Linked DNA regions of Homo sapiens: all the other regions are linked to region 1. The links are chromatin loops, found by intact Hi-C in ENCODE. Cell type or tissue: heart left ventricle. All regions are shown on one strand. Links, peaks and the distances in the headings refer to the core of each region. The heading gives the core; the rest is flanking DNA.

What was found. A loop is a pair of places that touch in the nucleus more often than their neighbours do. Peaks named below come from ENCODE experiments on the same cell type or tissue, not always from the same donor. Only the 100,000 strongest peaks of a DNase experiment are listed, where the experiment ranks them.
Region 2: it touches region 1 in a loop (2.4-fold over the local background); 8 of 110 quality-filtered maps call a loop at or near these places.
Region 3: a loop joins it to region 1, with 2.8 times the contacts of the local background. A loop is called at or near these places in 8 of 110 quality-filtered maps.

What each region holds. Positions count from the first base shown.
Region 1 is chr5:136,812,924-136,818,076 of GRCh38, forward strand. No RefSeq gene overlaps it. Among named protein-coding and RNA genes, the nearest start is that of CTB-1I21.1, 81 kb to the left of the region's middle. In heart left ventricle, for the core only: no CTCF peak of the experiment used is centred there; no DNase peak of the experiment used is centred there.
Region 2 is chr5:136,992,985-136,998,137 of GRCh38, forward strand. All of the region lies in intron 6 of SPOCK1 (SPARC (osteonectin), cwcv and kazal like domains proteoglycan 1), which reads right to left. Among named protein-coding and RNA genes, the nearest start is that of CTB-1I21.1, 260 kb to the left of the region's middle. In heart left ventricle, for the core only: no CTCF peak of the experiment used is centred there; no DNase peak of the experiment used is centred there; H3K27ac peaks cover 1,554 bases.
Region 3 is chr5:136,982,489-136,987,641 of GRCh38, forward strand. SPOCK1 (SPARC (osteonectin), cwcv and kazal like domains proteoglycan 1) reads right to left here. Exons shown (of 11, transcript NM_004598.4): 9 at 2,652-2,714. Among named protein-coding and RNA genes, the nearest start is that of CTB-1I21.1, 250 kb to the left of the region's middle. In heart left ventricle, for the core only: no CTCF peak of the experiment used is centred there; no DNase peak of the experiment used is centred there; H3K27ac peaks cover 1,425 bases.

The DNA.
Region 1 (5,153 bases), core at 442-4,441:
TAGAACTACCATTTGGTCCAGCAATCCCACTACTGGGTATCTACCCATAGGAAAAGAAGTCATTATTCAAAAAATATACTTGCACACACATGTTTATAGCGGCACAATTCACAATAGCAAAATAGTGGAACCAACGCAAATGCCCATCAATCAACAAGTGAATAAAGAAACTATGGTATATATTTACGATAGAATACTACACAGCCATAAAAAGGAATGAATTAACAGCATTTTCAGTGACCTGGATGAGACTGGAGACTATTATTCTAAGAGAAGTAACTCAGAAATGGAAAACCAAACATTGTATGTTCTCACTGATATGTGGGAGCTAAGCTCTGAGGAAGTAAAGACACAAGAATGACACAATGGACTTTGGGGACTTGGGAGGAAGAGTGGGAGGGGAGTGAGGAATAAAAGACTACAAATATGGTGCAGTGTATACTGCTCGGGTGAAGGGTACACCAAAATCTCACAAATCCCCACTAAAGAACTTCCTCATGTGACCAAATATCACCTGTACCCCAATAACTTATGGAAAAATTTAAAAAAATAAAATAAAAAGAAAGACTGGGGACTATGAAGTCTACAAAGCAGGCCCATGCTCTCACCATTTGTTACAGATTAAGTCCTCTGACAAAGTAGTCCTTTGTCAGATGTGGGGGACTCTGTCATGGAGATATGTGTTTATTAGAGAATGTTATTGGGAACAACTGTGAGGGAGTGAAGGCAGCAGGACTGAGCAGGGGGAGATGTTAAACTGAGATGTACCTGAAAAGAGGACCCCAGCTGATCCCAGGGGAGCTCCAAAGCTGAAAGATTTTCCAGAATCATCACACATGGAGGCAAAGAGGCTGGGCCTTTGTGTGCCCACATCACTCAGTCGCTGAGTGTGATGTAGCATCGATCCCTGAGGAGATGTAACACTGGACAAGGAAACCCCTTCTTCCCAGGGCAATGCCTAAGGACAGACTCAGCTGTGAGCCACCTAGAAGTTGAGGCAGCTGGGAAATAAATGCCTTGGTGCTGCAAGGGGGTTGGGGGTGTCTGTCCTACACACACAACATCTCTTACACCTGAGAGGGTCCTGGATCAGCATCAGCTGGGAACTTGTTAGAAATGAATATGTTTAAGTCTTACCCAGGCCTCCTCCATCAGAAACTCTGGAGATGGGACCCAGCAATCTGTTTTGACAGGCTGCCCAGGTGACTCTGATGTATGTTGAAGTTTGAGAATAACTGCCTCATACCAGCAGTTCTCAGATTCTGTGGTCCCAGAACCACTTATCCTCTTCAAACTTACCGGGGATCTCTAAGAATTTTTGTTTATGTGGGTAATAGTTATATTTACCACATTATAAATGAAAGTTTAGAAATTTAAAAAATATTTTATTAATTTATTTAAGATAAGCTCATCTTTTTTATGAAAAATAACTAGATTTTCCAAATTAGGAAAAAAGTTAGTAAGAAAAATAGCATTGTTTCACAGTTTTGCAAACCTCTTCAATATCTAGCTTAATAGAAGTGAGCTGGATTCTCATAACTACTTTTATATTCAATCTGTTTTAACATATGTCATATATATAGCTCATGGAAAACTCCACTGTACACTTGCAAGAAAATGAAAAAGAAAAAGGCAGATAACAACTTAGCATTATTATAAAAATAGTTTGACCTCATGGACCCTGAAAGGGTCCCAGGGACCCCCACTTTGAGAAAAGCTGGCCCTAGCTTCGATAATGAAGCAAGAGGCCCAGGCTTTTAGGTCAGATATTGCTAGTTACTCATTTGTGGTTTGGGATTATGTCTTGGAACTTGTGAACGTTACATTTGGGAGATTGATTATGTTTTATCCGGTCATATCCTGAAGAGTACTTCCTCCCTATCCCCAGAAGATAATGCAATTGATTAAACTCAGACTACAAGCTTTGTCTGTTTGGCAGCGGCCCTAAGCTTTCCTGGAGTCTCTTCTGGGAGCACATGCTGCAGGGCTCATGCAGACTTGGCAGAGCTTATACGCAAAATCTGGGGCCCTCTTTCTCTGGTTCTCTCCATTCAGGGATTGCTCCCTTACTTTTGGGTATGTGTGGTGACCTTAAACTCAGACATCTAGTTTTTTGAATTGGAAAGAATATGGAGTTTGTAGCAGACTTTTAGCCACCCTACAGAATGCAGATTTCAGTTTGCTCTAGAGTCAAAAACCCCATACAAACCGCAGTCTCACACCACACCATTCCTTTGTTCTGAGTGTCATCCCCGCTCCAGAATCTGCCTGATGGTGTTCACTCTCCAGTCTCCTGTGCCTGCAGATCGTCGGTTTTGGATGCTTTGTCCAGTTTAGTTATCTGCAGGAGGATCAGACGGTCATGAGCTCCTCAGCCATAGAGCAAAGGAAGGGCCACAGGTCCTTAGGAAGCCCCATGCTTCCCTCCTGCTCACTCCTCCCGAGAAGGAAGAATGCTAACATGGATTCTAGGCCTCTGTGAGTAGAATCACTATGAGTTAAAGGGTTGGCACACAGCGCAATTCTTTTTTTTCTTTCAGCTTTTATTTTAGGTTCACGGGGCACACGCGCAGGTTTGTTACATGGGTAAATAGTGTGTCGCTGGAGTTTGGAGTACAAATGATCCCGTCACCCAGGGAGTGACCATAGTACCTGAGAGTCAGCTTTTCCGCTTTCTTTTTTTTTTTTTTTTTTTTTTTTTTTTTGAGACGGAGTCTCCCTCTGTCGGCGCGATCTCGGCTCACTGCAAGCTCCGCCTCCCGGGTTCACGCCATTCTCCTGCCTCAGCCTCCCGAGTAGCTGGGACTACAGGCGCCCGCCACCACGCCCGGCTAATTTTTGTATTTTTAGTAGAGGCGGGGTTTCACTGTGTTAGCCAGGATGGTCTCGATCTCCTGATCTCATGATCTGCCCACCTCTGCCTCCCAAAGTGCTGGGATTACAGGCGTGAGCCACCGCGCCCGGCCAGCTTTTCCGCTTTCACCCCTTTCCCCGTCCCCGATTTAGTAGTCTCCAGTGTCTATTGTTCTCATCTTTGTGTCTGCATGTTCCCAATGCTTAGCTCCCACTTATAAATGAGAACATGTGGAATTTGGTTTTCTATTCCTGCATCGATTTTACATCTTCCCTTTTGGTGGCAGAGAGGGAAGCAGACCTATCCAGACAACATCTTTTTCTCTCTGGGTGTCCTCTATTTCTCCTGCTAGATGGGCTAGCCCAGGACATCTGCCTCCCCTGAGGTCCAGGACAGCTCTGAGCTAAGTACTGGAACCCAAGCCCTTTCTTCTGCTACCACTTCTCTCTGGTTACATTCCTCCTGCAGCGGATGGGTTTGCATTGGATCAATCCTCGGTCTGAAGTTCATTAGGCCTAACTAGCTTAAGAAAAACGTGTTTACCAGTTTACTAGAGTTCTCTGCTTTGGGGATGGAGGGAAACACCACAGCTGATAACATATTGTTTTATTTGTTATATTTTATTTTTTCCAGGCATTTTCCCATATTCCTCGCTCCCTCTGGGGCCTCAAAGAAAGGGAGGGTAGAAAGGGCAGGATTAAGGACTTCCAAGTGCTTAGCAAAAATAGTATCTAAGAGTACAGCGAACACACTATTAGTGCCAGCTGGGGACACCATTAAAACTTGTCAGGCATGTGCCTTCTCTCAGGCCAGACCCCAGAATCACAGGATCTATTTGAATGACTGAGGCACAGACTCCAGAGTTTTTTCCCACACACTCTAGAGAAACCTAGATATGGGAGACCTATGTATTAAAGAGAAAGCATGCAGAATCTGAAGCCCACCCCAGCCACATGCCTTCCAGGTTATCTGCCAGGTCGTGGGCAGAGTTCTGGTCTAATGCCTGACATACTATGGTGTGGTCAACCCCTTCCACATCTGCCTCCCCTGCTAGACTAGAGACCCTTAGGCATCTCTGAGCTCATCTCTGTTTCCTTCTACCCTTGCAGGCTCTTGGTACACATTGTCTATTCCTGTTCTCAGGTTAACACGTCCAGAAGCCAGATCAATTTGTTCTACTTTAAATCTTTGGCCATGTAACCCAAAGGGGTCTACAACATCATTCAGCATGAGTACTGCACACTTTTTTAACAAAGGCATGGATTGGGCTTAAAGAAGAAACTAGGGATGGTGCAGTACTCCAGTACTACAAATGGATGTGATGTTAGTGGAACCCAGAGAAAGAGCTCTATGGAGAGTGCCACCTGATGGAAACTGTAGCCTGGGTTCAAGGCACACAGCCAACCCGGAGAACTCAGTAGAGAGGGAGGCAAGGACATAAACACCAGCATAACTCTCCTTTTGTCATCTGGTCTCCTGCAGGTGACTTCCATTGGCTGACCTCAAACAGAAGCCAGCAGGCAAGGGGGCCCATTGAAGCAACACACAGAGATCAAGTTCCTAGGCACAGAACAGAGTGGAAGGTAGGCAGGGAACAATCTACACCAGCAGAGAGAAGCTGATCAAGGGAAAAATCACCTAGCCCTACTTCCATTCCTACTAATTCAGGGAAAAGGAACAGAGGGAAAGGAAAGTAGCCCTAATAGAATGAACTGATGTTTTTGGTTTACTCATACTTACCTGCTGTATGATCTTGAGCATACTATTGAATCTGTATGCATCTCAGTTTTCACCTCTGAAAAATGATGGCAATAATACATAGTTTATGGGGATTTTATGAGACCGTTGTGGTAGACATAAAGCAGTAGGATGTGGTCTGGCACCCAGGAGGCTTCAATAAATGGCAAATATCCTTGCCAGGCCAATCTTTCCTTATATACCCTTAATCATATCAGTAATCCCTCTCTCTTTTGCAGTTTCATTCTCTCCAAGGAATTCTTCCCTACTGTCAGCAAACATGTCTGGACATCCCTTTTCCTAATTCAACTTTAATTTAGTTCACAAAATTAAATGCAGTGGTTGGCATGTTTAGAGCACTGGAAACTCCTGGAGGGCCAAGCCCCTGGTGAGGAGGTAGCCTTGGACTGGCAGCAAGCCTTTCATGTTTGGTCAACCCAGGACTAGGACCAGCTACTAAGTCAGCCTTTACAGCTTAGCCTACAGAAACTCAAGTGAGTATATTAGCAAAGGCAGTGCCAAAACTGGGCAGCCAGTCCACCCAGGTCTGGTTGTGTTGAGT
Region 2 (5,153 bases), core at 455-4,454, 180 kb after region 1:
GAGATTAACACCCAGGCACAGCTAATGCTCTTAGAGAGAGGCTGCCTAGGACACCAAAAGATCCTATTAATAGCAGACTCCTAATTTTGTCTTAGCCCAAGGTTTGGATTTGGGGATTGGGCCTATTTTGCTAGCCTTCCAGTGGTCTCATTCTTGACTTTCCACTGTAAACAGATGGATGCCTTCTCCATGAAACAGTCCTTTCAGCCCATCTATAACTATTTAGTCATTTCTTAGGGTAAGACAGAATCACTGGGGCAGACAGATACTCCTGAGAACAAGAAAATCCAGACAGATGGATGGGTGGGCAGGTGAGTAGGTAGGTGCAAGCTATTTGAAGGTCTTGTAGAGTGCTAAAACTTGAGGAAAGAAATCCCAAAGGAATAAAAATGGTGCAGAGAAGGGAGTTGACTTTCCCTAGCCCCTCCCTCTTCCCTCAGGGCATACGCTAATTCTTGGTACTGAGAAAACCTGCAAAGGGTCCAAGCAGTAGGCTGCTACCAAGACCTAGAGAACCCAGCAATGCATTTGGGGTCTTTAGTATCTGGAGAGACAGAAATGAAAGATCTGAGGAGTCAAAATTCCAATGAGTAAAAGGGGGCAAAGAACAGAGCCCCACATCTGTAACTTCTCCCATATTCTAAAGCTACAGGAGCACACTGCTAAGGAGTTAAGCAGAAATGCTGTTACAAGGCACAGCCAAGTTCTGAATATCTCATGGTGCTGAAGAGACACAGATTAGGGCTCAGAACCTACCAGTGCAGAGGGAGCCTGGGGGAATCCCTGGGGTCTTCACTGGAAGCCATAGGGACAGTGATGAAAAAGGAGTAGACACAGCCTCACCAAAACTCCAAGCTAGCCTTCAACCAACGCAGGACCTGATTGAATTAAGGTGATCAGCCCCCATCGGCCTGCCTTGCAAAAGACTAGGTGAAACTTCTCCAGAAGAAAATACCATGCAGATCCTCTCCTCATTTTTATCATCCACATATGCTTATCAGGCAAGCCCATTTCTCACCCTAAGGCTTGATGGAGAACCGAGCTTCCCAGAGCTCAGGCAGAAAAGGTCTTTCCCCACCCTCCATATTAGAGGAGAGGTGACCAGGCCCTGACTGGGTCTCTGCAACCTGGGGACTCTCATTTACGACGCTGCCTTCTGTCCAGGTAGGATCCAGACTCTACACTCTGCAAAGCATGGAATGAATGCATGTCCAGTGTTTATACCCCAGTTTTTAATGACCTTAAAACACTGCCTTGCTTTTAATAATCAGGGTTTGGCTGTATTTTAAAACACCAGCCAGGAAACAACACTGAGAAATGTCTCGACAGGGAGCAAAGAATAACTTCTCAGGAGTCGCGCTGGCTGGAATGAATCCCAGCTTTGCCACTCACTGGCTGGGTGACCTGAGACAAGTCAGCCTCCAGCACCTCGGCTTCCTTATCTGTAAAACTTCGGATAATATGGTTATATAAGTATAAATCAGACAATGTATATAAAGTTCTTAGCAAAGTACATGATATATGGTAATTACTTAGTATGTGCCACCTATGATTTTGATTATTATTACTATTGCTATTTTTAAACTGAACATTTATAGGTAACATTAGGGCTAGCATCACAGCATTCAGAAAGCCAACAACAAATCCACCTACACACAACTGGCTTTAGCCACATAAAATAGTTGCTTGTGTTATCTAGTAAGCTGCAATTAGCCATATATGGCTATTTACATTAATTAAAATTTAGGCCAGGTGCGGTGGTTCACGCCTGTAATCCCAGCACTTTGAGAGGCAGTGGATCACCTGAGGTCAGAAGGTTGAGACCAGCCTGGCCAACATGGTGAAAACTTGTCTCTGCTCAAAATACAAAATTAGCCAGTCATGGTGGTGCATGCCTGTGATCCCAACTACTTGGAAGGCTGACACAGGAGAATCGCTTGAACCTGGGAGGCGGAGGTTGCGGTGAGCTGAGATTGTGCCAGTACACTCCAGCCTGGGCAAAAAGAGCAGAAACTCAGTCTCAAAAATCAAAATTTAAAAAATCTAATAGATAGTTCCTCAGTTGCACCACTGCATTCAACAGCCCCACACAGCTAGTGACCTCCACACTGGACAGCACAGACGCAGAATCTTCCCACCGCAGCAGGGTGTCGTGCTGGGCAGCACTGAATCAGGTTAGCGATCATTTTGGGCTAACTTTCTGGAGCATCATCATGATATTCTGCCATCCAAGTTTGTTCCCGTACTTCTCCCCTTCAACTGTTTAAGATGAGCTGAGAAAGAAGATAAGCCCCCACAAGCCAGGAACCAGCATCTCTTGCTAAGCCATGCTCCCAAATAGCAGGGAAGGTAGTTGTTTAGTTGTTATGAAGGTGGAGAATCCTGGCTTAGCCCAGGTGCCAAGGCAGATCCTCAGGAGCAGGCCCTCCCAACACACTTATTGGATCCAACTCAGAACCTCGGGGCCCTAGGTTTTCACTTTTCTGACACTGCCCTGCTCTAAGCAGGAGAGAATGTGGCCTGTTTTTCTGAGGAAAATAGGTTGTGCATTCCGTAGTCAATTTCACATTTGAAAATGGGAAACTAATAGCCTCTATTTTTTCTCTATTGCCATGCGCACCATCTATTCTAAATGTTCTCTGAACAGAGAAAATTGCCAAGTCAACATGCAGAGGAAATCTCATGCTTCAAGATGAATTAGTCAGTCGTGTTTAACTAAACCCTGACAGATGTGCAGGTAATCTGTATCTTTACAAGACTGCTAGATTTTCCACAGGCTCCCCAAAGTACACAAGTCTTGGATGTCTGATCGGATCAGGCACTGAAATCCTGAAAGAATGAATCTGTCACTCAGGGACAAGTCCACTAGCAGGGAGCCACTGGTGTGGGTCGAGAGAGATCAGAAACCCGAAATGGAAAGAGGAGGCTCTCAGTTACTGGGCCCTGTTCACTCACAAGGTCTTCAACCGAATGGTCTGTATGAGAAGAAAGTCAGGCACAGGTTGCCTGGAGCTTGATACATCCCAAAGAAGGAAATAATCAAAGGCAACAGCCTGCAGAGGGCTATTTGTTCAAATTTGGTATTCTAGCCACAACACACAGGCTGGTGATGGGAGAAAAGTGCCTGCCTTTTAAGGTGCTCATCATCGCCCCCAATAAAGGTGTGAACAGGGGACTGAAGCTTTCAGAAGTGGGGACCCAGAGGATACATCCCACACACTTAGTACATTCCTAGGGAAAAGTAATGTTCGTGGGGTGAAAAATATAGTCATATATCCCCCTACTATTCTGGTGCCATTCTGGCATTCTACCCTGTGGCAATCCCGGCAATTTCTGGAGAGGGGTCCTGGCGAGAGGAGCAGGGCACTTGGGCTACCAGCATCAGACTCTTCAGAGGAAAAGACGGTGCTTTCTTGGGAGAGGATTTGGATTAATCACGAAGACCAAGACCTGCTTTCTTGTGCTCTCCTCACCCTCCTGGATGGACACGTGCCAGCTAGCCCTCTAATTCTCCCATTTTCAATTACATTCCCTCCCGCCCTCCATCCTGGTTTCAGCTTGCTTTTCATTGCTCTTGTGCTCCCAGTTTTCTTCTCAGCATCCTACTGAGAGGTGAAGCCAGCTAGACTTCCTGGGTCGAGTGGGGACTCAGAGAACTTTTCTGTCTTACAAGAGGATTATAAAATGCACCAATCAGTGCTCTGTAAAAATGTACCAATCAGCACTCTGTAGCTAGCAAGAGGACTGTAAAATTACCAATTGGCAGGATCCTAAAAGTAGCCAATCACAGGGAGGATTGAAAAAAGGACACTCTGATAGGACAGAAATGGAACATGGGAGGGGACAAATAAAGGAATAAAAGCTGGCCACCCCAGCCAGCAGCGGCAACCCTCTCGGTTCCCCTTCCACACTGTGGAAACTTCGTTCTTTTGCTCTTAACAATAAATCTTGCTACCTCTTACTCTTTGGGTCTGTGCCATCTTTAAGAGCAGTAACACTCACTGCAAAGGTCCACGGCTTCATTCTTGAAGTCAGTGAGACCATGAGCCCACTGGAAAGAACCAACTCCAGACACACTACTTCTCAATGATGTTTCCCCATTTACCCTACTGTTTCTACACGTTATGACGTATCATTTTTACACAATCTCCATCTGCTCCAATGGGCTGGTGTGTGAGCCACGTCTCTGGGATCCACTCCCCAGCCTCATATCTGCTTCTTCCCATAGTCAGAAAATGGTACCAGCAAATACTCATATATTCTCAGGGCAAACACTTGGGAATTGTCCTGGTTCACAGTGAAAAAGTTCACTGCTTCTTATCTCCACTGCCTCTATTCTAGTCTCCAATGCCACCACTACCTCCCACCAGGACAACTGGAACAGGCTCCTAATTGGTCTCCCATCTTGCCCCCTCCCTCCCCCGCCATGTTCCCTTCTCCATCCAGCAGCCAAAGTGATATTTCCAAAACGGACATTTGATCAAGTCACTCTCCTGTTTGAGACACTTCAGAGGCTCCCAGTTATTCTGTAGGTTAAGTCTAAACTCCATAATGTGAGCTAAATGGCCTGCAGGACACACTCACTGAAAAACCAAATCTCTCTTCTGTATCTGCTCCTCCTCAACCTTCACGCTCTGGCCTTACTGCCCCTCCGACATGCTCTTCTATTGGGAAACAAACACCTCTTCCCACTGCCTTGCTAATGCCAATTCCTCCATCAGATCTTGGCTTTAAAGTGACATTTTCTTAGAGGACTTCCCTAATCCTCAAACTTGAGATTTCTCTTTTCTATGCTCCCAATGCCTTGTTTCTCTGATAGCATTCATAACACCCATCTCGTTCAGTGCCCATTTCTCCCCTAGATCATAGCAACATAAAACATGCCCTGACTCTGCCCAGCACTGGGGACCCAGCATCTAACCCAGTCAGTTCCTGGCATGAAGAAAGTTCTCAATACACACCTACTGACTGAATAGAATCACCCTTTTACTGCCTTTTGTAAACTTCAATTTTTCCATCTGCAAAATGGTGTAATAAAGCTTAGCTCATAGCATCACTACATGGAATAAGATGAGACAATATTAGTAAAACATAGCTCACAGCTACTGGCATATAGCAGGAACTCAATAAATTTATGTTCCCCTTCTCATATC
Region 3 (5,153 bases), core at 455-4,454, 170 kb after region 1:
TATACCTTGTCTTTTTTCCATAGGTTTAAAACATATATTCTAATATTCTTGTGGTTACTCATATTTTCCACAGGGGAACATAGTTTTTCCTAGTAAAATCTACAGTTAATCTATACAGATTTTTTTTTTCATGAACAAACTAGAAGCTTAACACATTCTTACCACCTTTTTCTCACTTCCCCCAATTGTCTGGAATTTTAATTCCAGGTTGCCATATAACTATTTTTATTGGTCTTAGCAGAATTGTCATTTCTTTTTCATTATTGCATCTGAATAGTTCTTTCTGGGATCATTTGTTTGGTAGAATAAATCCTTTAGTGATATTTAAGTGAGTCTGGGGTTAGTAAGCTGACTGAATCTTAGATGGTTTCAGAGTACCAGAGTACCTCTGTCATCACACTTGAATGATCACTGGGATAAATTTTAAATTGTAGGTTCATAATTATTTCCCCTTGGCACTTTGAAGATACTGATTCTCATTGTACTGTGGGTAATCTTTATTTATAATAGTTTTTAGTTTTGGTTTTCCTTACAGGGTAGGTGTGTTTCTTGATAGTGTGCATCTTCTATGGAAGAATTCTTCCTCTTTGTGTAACCTGGGTGGTAACACCATCTACATCAGCCTCCTGAAAACAGAGGTTCCTGCCTTCCACTGTAGCTTTCTATGCCCTAATTTAATTTCTGATTTTGTGAGCGTGCTTACATTTTCAAATTTGCCTTTTATTTAGTGGAACAATCCCAGAATAAAAGTGTGGCATGGGAGGGACAGATTTCTCCTATTTTGAACCAAGACTTCAACCCAGACCCAGGTGACTCTAGGGTCTAGTCTAGAACATGCTACTCACCAGGCTATACCAAGATGATCATATTCTCAGAGATTAAATGAGACCATGGAACACCATGTCTATCACTTAGGAAAGGCTGCTGATGCCACAGTTAGAAGCTTAGTGGTATCCACCCTCTCATTAAGGAGTGTACGCCATTGCATGCTATCAGTTTTCAAAGAACAGTAGATAGAAAAGAAGGAAAATGTAGATGCGGTCAGTAGCCCAAAAAGAGATTTGTGAACAGATTCTCAATCAAGGACTGCAGAGAAAGTGAACATGTAGAGAGCTGGCTCCTCCTTGGACCAAAAAAAAAAAAAAAATGGGCTGAGGCCCTGGGTTGGTAAGAAGCAGGTGCTGCTCTAAAACTACAATGCAATAATTATAGCTGATAATAATTTGTTGATTGTTTTATTTATTTGACTCTGTATACCCCTGACTACATAAAGAATTTGTAAGCAAATGGCATTTTTTCTGAGTCAGCTGGAGTAATCTCCATATGTGGGAAATGTGATAAAGCAAGCTTTAAAACAAAATGGGATTTATTTTAACAGAAAGGTAGGCATTTCATTCATGTGCACTGGGGTAAATGAGACATCTTATCACAGGTGACCCTTACCAATGAGGCAATGTATGTTTTAATAAACAGCAATGTACTAATTCTACAACTACCTGCAGATCATAGGTACGTCACTCAAAATAATATCCCACATGGAGAAATGAGATCAATAAACAAACACAAGTCTTTGCACTAGAAAATCCTATGGAGGAGGGATCCAGCCACTTTGCCTTCAGACCAGAAATATATCTTTATGTCCTTTTACTCAGCAGAAGAATGTAGGCCTAAAGAGTTCGAAATCCTGACAACTTTGGGGAAGTCTACATGCATTTTGAAATAACTCAAAAAATCCTAAGAGAAGAAAATCACCGGAATTCATAGACTGCCTACATTTGACAATCTGCAAGAAAACTTGCCCATTTCCTTCTCTATTCATTTCCTTCAAATGAATAGAGAAACTTCTGAAATGGCAGGCTGCTTGGGGAATGCATCTGCCTCTGAATGCTTCACGGGAATAATTCTGTATTACTGTGTTGCAGCTGACACCTCTTTTTTTAAAAGCAAGGAAAGCAAAGCAGGCTCCTCCTTTCTTCAGCAAACCAATGAGAATGGCCAGTGTTTCTATGACAAATGCCAGGACTTCCTCCACGTGCTGGAGAAAGGCAGGCTTGGAGCTAAAGGGGACACTTTGAGAGGACTGCAAGTTGTGCATGTTAGGGGAACACACATTCACTCAACCCACTTGCTTCCGTGGTGTCCAAACAGCCTGCATACTTTCCTGGAGGGATTAGGTGAAGGTAGAAATAGGCTTAAGCACATACATGTCGTTCAACCCTGTTTGATAAATTCTGAAGAGAGTACAGCCCATCTGCCTCCTTCAACAGACAATCCTATCCGGGGAATGGAGGAAATGCTATAATTTTTAGACCTTATAGTTTGAGCACTTGAGAGCACCATTCAATGATCTTACTTAGAAAAAGCCAAGATTTGTTTTAGCCTAAGATCAGGGAGGAGTTAGCAGTGGGGAAGGTGCTGGACTTCGGCCCTGGCTGACCTCTCTTCCTGCCGAAGGAACACACAGCAGTTTTCAACCAGCCAGTCCTCTGTTTATGTCCAGCTGCCTGGAAGAGCTCTGCCTGGGGTTAAAACAAGGCATTTCTTTCATGAAACACTAGCCCTAATTGAATAACCATTGCCATGCTGATCATTACAAGGGACATGGCTGGCTTAATTAGTTGTTTAAATGAGTGGCAAGAAATTGTACTTACCCAACAGGCTTTTCCCCTTACTCAGCTTCTGAATTCTGTTCATTTCATTCTGGCAAGGGAGACCTAAAAAATAATTTCTGAAAGTCAGCTTCCAGATGGTATGGAGTATAATCGCTAATGATTGACTTCACTCTTGATGTGAAATGTAGACAATGACACACCTGGGAGTGGAATTGTTCCATATGCTGTTACTATGCAAGAAAACAAATTCGGGCCATTAGTGTTACTAGTTAAAAAACAAACCTCATACCACAATGCACTTAAAATAGTATTTGGGGGCCACTTGCATTGCATAGAAATTTTTCTTTCTAGTACCAACTCAAGCAAATACCAAGTATCTAATAGGTGGTGTAATGGACTTTTTCCTTTCTATCAGGAAGCAAGTAATCAGCCAAGGCTTATTAGTGGGGAAGTGTTCTGAATCCACAGACGAACTAACCAGAGGTGACAAATACTTATATAGCCTAGGTTTTCCTGTAGGAAAGGATGGATAGGAATGGTTACTTCAGACCTCACCACCCCCAGGAAAGTAAAATAGGCTTTGAGGGACAACTATGAAGATACAGAAGAGATCTGGAGAAGCACTGATGAGACTTTGTATCTAGGCTCTGCCACCTCCTAGCTGAATTCACCTGTCCCAGCCTCTGGGTCCTCAGCGGCAAAATGCATGTCATAGAAAAGAAGTTAGTTTCATTCTAAGCAAAATGAAAAGTGACCTCATTCATTCTTCAGAGTTTTACCATGATTTGCCTTTGCAGACCTTGTGGCTCTGGGAGTTCTGCTATTTGTTCATGGTTCATCCTGTCCTTGGCAGAGGAGTTCTGGTTCTCTGAGTTCTTATCTTTGGCTGATACTGCCTCTTTCTGCAGGCCCCACACTTGCATATAAAGTATCTAAGCAACCATTTACAACTCTTACCCTGTAGACTGCACAATGCTACCTGGTCTTGCTGCTTGTTCCATGAGAGAAACTGCTTGTAAAATACATTTTGTTGACTTCTTGTTTTAAGATGCTTTCAGAGTAAAGGAGAAACAAATTTCATCTGGATTATAAAAGGTAGCATTTCCTGGATGCTGTGCCACAGGAAGGGGTTCTGGCTTTCAGCAACTGCAAGAGTAAGGGCAGTCTATCCAGAGATGTCCCATGTGGCCAGGTGACCAGCTCTGGCACTGTTACCTCCAGGCAAGCATTAACACATAGGCTCTGTGTTGTAAGGAAACCATGCTAAAAATCACATGTTACAATACGAACTCAAACCTAAAACTATCACTAGTCTTAATGCTGAGAATCACTACAAGTATTTACACTACTAAAATTTTTAAATGGCTATTATCTTAACATTGATTTTAGGTACTAACAGATGTAATTAGAAAAGAAAAATGAGGTATAAAAATTGAAAATGAAGAGAAAAATTATCACTATTTGCAGATGATATGATTGCACACCCGAAAAATCTAAGCAAACCAACCAGAATAACTTAGAAACAAAGCAAGATTTTAGTAAGGTGGTTGAGAACAAAATTAATGTTGAAACCACCAGGGAGGGAATATAGTGCAAAAAAACACCTATTTCAGTTACAATGGTAGCAATAATAAATACAAGGGAAGTATAATAATTGTTAGAACAAAATTTCAAAATTAACACCATGGGTTGATAGATCCTGTTCTAAAACAAAATGATTCCATATTATACAGCTATTGATTTTTATTTGATTAATTTTTCCTGATACTTAAAAATTACCAATAGGAATTGTTTTTAATTGGATAAACTGATGCTAAAGTTCACACAGGGAAAGAAACATACTAATATCCAGGAAAATTCTAGAAAAACAGTAATGGCAGCAAAGGACAGTTCTACCAGGTAGTAAAACATATTGTAAAACAACTGTGATTTAAAAGTCTAAAACTGATTTATTTTATATATATATATATAGCAACTGGATGACCATCTCCAGGGAGGCTGGGAGCCTACTTGACTGTGTAATACACAATCTAGACTGATACAGAATTTAAGTGAACAGCAAAAAAGATAAAGTGAGAAATACCTTTCTAAGCTTTATGGCTTCTTAGAAGCCATAAAATACAGAGAAGCTTGGCTATCTTAAAATTTCTCCCTAACAAAAATGCATGAACTGTAATTTGGGAAAAAATATTTACAATACCTATGACCAGAAAAGTTCCAATTTCCTTAAAAAACAAACACACAAGAACCTGATAGAAAAAATATACAAAGAACATATAGACATTTCCAGAATGTTTCATTTGTACAGATGTTCAACCTAACTCATAAATCAAGAAGCTTGGTAACGCCATAGAGAATAGGTATTCTCATATATCTTTGGTGAAAGTAAAAATTGTTACCACCTCTTTGGAGGTGAGGTCAATTGCTCAAATTTTAAAAGGCACATGCCTTTTGACTAGTAATTTTAAGAACATATCTTGAAATCCCATACACACATACTTACCTTTCACTGAATACCCACGTTTTTTGTTGTGTGTGTAT